Regions from separate parts of the Homo sapiens genome. Here region 1 is linked to region 2. A link is a loop called in an ENCODE intact Hi-C map of the cell type or tissue named here. Cell type or tissue: IMR-90. All regions are shown on one strand. Each heading gives the region's core, and the rest is flanking DNA. Links, peaks and the distances in the headings are about the cores only. Region 1 overlaps STRIP2 (striatin interacting protein 2). Region 2 overlaps UBE2H (ubiquitin conjugating enzyme E2 H).

Region 1 (2,917 bases), core at 185-2,684, 340 kb after region 2:
CCATGGGATGATGCAGCATAAAGGCCTTCGCCAGATACCAGCGCCATGCTCTTGGACTTCTCAACCTCCAGAACTGTAAACCATATACATTTATATTGTTTATATAAAATTATCCAATTTCTGGTAGTCTTATAACAGAAAACAGACTAAGACAATATAGTTGTCCCTCAGTATCTGGAGGGATTGGTTCCAGGACCTCCTAAGGATACCAAAATCCTTGGATGCTCAAGTCCTTGATATAAAATGGGGTAGTATTTGCATATAACTATGTGCATCTTCCTGTATATTTTAAATAATCTCTAGATTACTTATAATACCTAATATTAGGTAAATGCTATGTAAATAGTTGTTTTACTGTATTGTTTAGGGAATAATGACAAGAAAAAAAAGACTACATGTTCAGTACACAAGCAACTTTTCTTTTTTTTTTTTTTTGAGACGGAGTCTCACTCTGTCGCCCAGGCTGGAGTGCAGTGGTATGATCTTGGCTCACTGCAACCTCCGTCTCCAGGCGATTCTCATGCCTCAGACTCTACAGTAGCTGGGATTACAGGCATGAGCCACCAGGCCTGGCTAATTTTTGTATTTTTAGTAGAGACAGAGTTTCACCATATTGGCCAGGCTGGTCTTGAACTCCTGACCTCAGTTGATCTGCCCATCTTGGCCTCCCAAAGTGTTGGGATTACAGGCATGAGCCACCACGCCTGGCCTCACAAGCAATTTTTAAAAATATTTTTGATCCACCATGGTTGAATCCATGGTTGTGGAACCCACGGACGTGGAAGGCCAACTGTGTGTTAGCATTAACCACAAGTCAGAATAGTACCAGCTGCTAAAGAATCTACTGGGTGTTTCACAAATGTTTTTAGCAAATTCTGTATTTTGTAAAACATTCTTTTACTACAGAAAACATTCTATCACACTTACACTATTATCAAAAAGTCTGACCTGGACCTATTATTGTAGGTAAAGCAGATGTTAATTGGTGTGCCTAGGATTTCTGAAATCATGTCAAGACTTTCTTTGCCCCTGCAAACCACCCTAAACACATACTTATCACCTATGTTCCCAGAGTCCCAGTGTGGCAAGTTTTATACTTCACATAGGTTTATACTTCATGTAGCCTGGGTATCAAAGTGACACAAATTTTATATAATTAAGGAATACAACTTGTTTTGATATATGTATACATTGTGAAATGACCACCACAATGCATTAACTGTAAAATTATCAAAATGGAGTCACTAATGTCAAATCTAACAAACAAAACGGAGCTGAGGCCATGGAGGAGGGGCCCTCATTCGAGTATGCCTATGATGGGAACTATGCAAAAAATTCCTCAAAACCACAGTATTCCAGATAAGTCACTTACACAAGGATACTCAACTAACAATGAATGTCTCCACCCATGAGCTATTGCCAACTCTGCAACAAGCCCCTGTAACCAATGGTCTTTGTTCCAAAACAGTTTACGTGGACTTCTTTTTGTTTTTAAAAGCTTCCCCTTTGCCACAACTCCTTTGGATGAGCCTGTGGTCTGCCATAGCATGCATATCCCAGATTGCAATCCCCTGCTATTCCCAAATAAACTCTGCTTTGGAGAGTTGGTCTCTGTTGTTCATTTTAGGTAGATATATCTTGTTGTTTAAGTTAACAAGTCACAGGATCAAGAAACACTTCATCTACACCTTCATCTAGATGAGATCCTAGAATTTAGGTCTCACATGACTGGATAAGATTTTTGGTCTTCCTTGAGGAGGGGCTGTGTGTTGTGTGTAATATAGGAGCAGATATTCATGACCAATTCACTTTCCCTACTTATGAGAGTATTATACCATCCATGTTTGCCACTCTGTAGGTAGAGTATGCTTCTCCAGTCTCATGTTAGGCTTGTCCATGTGATTTGCTTTGGTCAATGGTATATGAACAATTTGATTTACACCATATTCAAGCAGGAGTCTGAATGTGCTTGCATGGTATGGTTTGTCTCTTGCTCCTGCTCTTCACTATAAAAAGTGTATGTCCCAAGTAGGAACTATTCCATCAGTCTAGTGCCAGAGAAAGAAGACTGTGGAACAGAGCCAAGCCAAGCAAGCCAAGGTGAGTCGAGCAGAGCTGCGGCTAACTCCTAGACCCATGAACAAGAAACGTTTGTCAAAAGTCACTAAGATCTGGAGTTTATTGCTTGTATTAGTCTATTCTCAGGGAACACTCTGGGGGTAAAATAATATTTTATATATTAACTTTATTATATCCTTCTTTGTTTTTGAGACGGAGTTTCGTTCTTGTTGCCCAGGCTGGAGTGCAGTGGCGCGATCTTGGCTCACTGCAACCACCACCTCCTGGGTTGAAGCGATTCTCCTGCCTCAGCCTCCCAGTAGCTGGGATAACAGGCATGCACCATCACACCCGGCTAATTTTGTATTTTTAGTAGAGACGGGGTTTTCACCATGTTGGTCAGGCTGGTCTCGAACTCCTGACATCAGGTGATCTGCCTGCCTCGGCCTCCCAGAGTGCTGGGATTACAGGTGTGAGCCACTGCGCCCGGCCTATATCCTTCCTTTCTATATGACTTTGAGTTTCTCTTGTGTTGAAGAATTTAAACACCAAATTTCTAATTCCAGCTCATTTTATTTTTATTAAAGTGCTTCAGTAGATGAACAGTGTTATCAACAATCAACACAAACTTTACTGAAATATTCACAAATAAAAATCCTCTGTAAGTCACTAAAATGTTTTTCTATGTAGTAAAAGTAATCACCATTGGAGACTGGTGAATTTGAATTTATTCCTAACCACATACATGGTTTATATATTAACTTTATTATATCCTTCTTTGTTTTTGAGACGGAGTTTCGTTCTTGTTGCCCAGGATGGAGTGCAGTGGCATGATCTCGGCTCACTGCAACCCATACAT
Region 2 (2,917 bases), core at 247-2,746:
GTCATTATCAGGAGTTGCCATATCATCTCTCCAGTACCTAACATTTCTCATCCACTTCAAAAGCTGTTCTGACTGCCAGCTGGCTGATCTAAGCTCCTGAGGAATGTCTCCTCTCAAAGGAATTTTTCCCTCCAAAGGCCCCCTGAAGTCCTAGTTGGCATTGGCCTGGCACATGCTTTATGTTAGGCCTCCCGTTGGGATGGCTGAGAATCATGAAAGACAGATCCTCCGCTAGCCTCTGTGGGTCAAGTTTCTGGACACCAAGTCTCTGGGAACTAGTGTTTGATTTTAAATGGCATGTGGCCCTTCCTTGTTTCAGTGACTTAGAAAAGTAAAAGCCATTTAAAAAAGTTAGCAAGATTTTTTATCGACTTCCCAACTGGGCTTCCAGCCTTGTTGAATGAAATCATCTATCTCTGATTGGGCGCAACGAACTGCATTTCTTTGGACTTCTGAATCCATGTTTGTGCTTTCTCTGGCCCGTGAACACCTCGGCGATTCTGTTAGGGATGGGATGAGTGGGAGGAAGCCCTTTGAGAAGGGGGAGCCGGCCCTGTCATGCGCAGGTTTTCCACTCATCTGAGGAAGAGCCAGGGCTCTGAATTTAGCCTAACACTCATCTTGGCTGTGGGCTTGGGAAGAAATGGCCATTATTTACAGATTGTATTTGGTACATATTGTGTGATACTTGAAAAGATAAAAGGGACTGCCAGCCCCTAACTGAAATCTGAAGCTTTTTATCGCTTATTTTTCCTCGCCCTGTCTCCTCCCTTCCACCTTTCTCCTTGCATTGTGATGATCTAGTAGGCACGTCTGTCAACAGGACACATGCCTCCTCTGACTATAACCTCTTAATAGTTGTGTATAATGAAAACTGTAAACTTTTTTAAATAAACGTGTATATACCTTGGCAAATGGCTGGACCTTGATCAATAAGATAATAGCCCTCATGATTACTCTCAGCTGGTTTTCTAAAATACCCTCTCTGTTCTGGCTCCTTTGAGCAGCAGACGCTGGCTTCTTTTGGCTGAGCAGCTCTTAGAATGCAGATGACTAAATTAGTTTGGGAAGGGAGTGGCACCCTTAGGCAGTAATAACCAAGAGGCTCTGCCCAGAGGCCTGTCCTTGAACCTGGAACTCAGATGCACAACTGCTGGCTATGAACGGGGCTGTGAGGCTCCTCCACTAGAGCCGTGGAAAGCCCGAAGGTCCCTATCTACCCCCATGCCTAAACCTTCTAAGCCCTGTCAACTCACGCTGAGTGAGGATACTCCGTGGCCTGGAGTTCAAGGACAGTGCAGCTTCCTGCTGGGACTGATCTGCCTAAACAGGTGGTCCTCTGCCAAGTGCTAAGCCTCCTGGGAGATGAGGAACGGTGGGTTTTGCATGGTAAAATGCTAATCGCTGGATTAGACCGTTTCGATTCCTTTCTAAAGCGTTTGCCTTTAGTTACCACCAGATGGCGATGCCGCTCAGTCTAATGGAGACGGTTTTGTTAGCAGGACCTTAAGACAAAGGAAATAGTGTTGCTTTGTTCGCGTGTTCTCATTCCAGCTCTTTTCCACTGTTTTCTCCTTATTCCCCTAAACTCCTTTTTCTCCTTCCCTACATGCTGATGCATTCGCGCCGGTTGACCCGGCTTCATACCTACCTGCCAGATTGAATGAGGTCGGGCTACTGAGGAATGGTGTGCCAGTGCCTGCTCCCTCCTCACTGGCAGGGAACCCCCCAGCTACCCTGGATGCCTCCAGAGCCCAGAAGCAAAACATTCAATACATTCTTTGTGGGTGGCGTTCATGGACCCTTTAGCCAAAGGACTGAACCACAGAGCCATGAGTTCGAGTCCCAGCCCTTCCTTTAGCTGTGCAACTTCAGGCTCCTCACTGGGCTTTCATGGACCTTGGGTACTGAGCTGTAAACTGACATCCCTAGACTAGTAGGTTCTGACTCTGCCACCTTGTGACTCAACTCCACCCAGGCTGCGAAACAGTGCCCCGTCATAGGATAGAGTAACTGAGAGAGGATGCTGTATATTAACCACGAAACACCAGCGTTTCAACACAGGTTTAGAGTTTTTAGACTCAGAGCATTGGGGGTGTAGAGCACTTTCCAGCCTGAAGGGGACTTAAGAGGTACATGGGTCACGTGAGCAGTCATTCCATTGATCTCAATAAGGCAGCTGCTTTTAAACCCCTCCCAGGAGAAGTCTCAGTGCAGTCGCCGGCACTTGGGTCCCCCGACCTCCCCCCTCCACCAACCCCAGTAATCTCACCCAGCACCACTCAACCTCTCAGCCTCAGTCTAGCTGTTTCCCAAGTGGCAGGTGGCTTGTCACTACCTGCCTGAGTCATTGTTCCTTTCCTGGGAAGGGGACCGGGGTTTCTGAGGCACGTTGTCCTGGAAAAGAAAGCTAGTGGGCTCTGAGCCCCACAGCTTTCTTGCTGGCTCTGAAGACTGCTCTGTCCTCCTGGGAATGAGTGGCTGTGACACTGGATCTGGGGGTGTCCCGCTTCCCACCCAGAACCAAGACAAAGGATTTTTCTGACTCCCACAATCCCTGGAGCTGCAGAGGCCTTGCAGCCCCCTGGCAGGCTGAGCAGCCCTATTTGTAAGTAGCATCTCAGGGGCTCATCCCCCCTGAGTCCCGGACAGTGCAACTTGGGCCCAAGCCTGCTCTCTCGGGCCTCAGGGTGTACTGTGTGTGCACCCCCCAACGTCTTGGGACTGAATAGTTATCCTGACCAGGGATTTAATGTTAGAAGATAAAAGATAGGAGCATTTCCCTCTGGCTGTGTGTATGTGTGTGTGTGCATGTGTGTCTGCACGCGCGCGTGTGTGTACCTATGTAGTGAAGGGTGTTTATTTTCAAAAAAAGGGCACTTCTGTGGACCTGGGCTCCTCAGAGCTCTTTGGGGCT

Evidence for each region. Hi-C counts contacts between places; a loop is a spot of excess contacts. Peaks named below come from ENCODE experiments on the same cell type or tissue, not always from the same donor. Only the 100,000 strongest peaks of a DNase experiment are listed, where the experiment ranks them.
Region 1: it touches region 2 in a loop (3-fold over the local background); 5 of 110 quality-filtered maps call a loop at or near these places.

Annotation. Positions count from the first base shown.
Region 1 is chr7:129,488,094-129,491,010 of GRCh38, reverse strand. STRIP2 (striatin interacting protein 2) reads right to left here. Exons shown (of 21, transcript NM_020704.3): 21 at 2,612-2,917. Among named protein-coding and RNA genes, the nearest start is that of SMKR1, 13 kb to the left of the region's middle. In IMR-90, for the core only: no CTCF peak of the experiment used is centred there; a DNase peak (open chromatin) is centred at 1,370.
Region 2 is chr7:129,828,730-129,831,646 of GRCh38, reverse strand. It overlaps UBE2H (ubiquitin conjugating enzyme E2 H), which reads left to right. Exons shown (of 7, transcript NM_003344.4): 7 at 1-915. Among named protein-coding and RNA genes, the nearest start is that of MIR183, 55 kb to the right of the region's middle. In IMR-90, for the core only: a CTCF peak has its summit at 1,464 (motif pointing right); a DNase peak (open chromatin) is centred at 1,466; H3K27ac peaks cover 1,257 bases.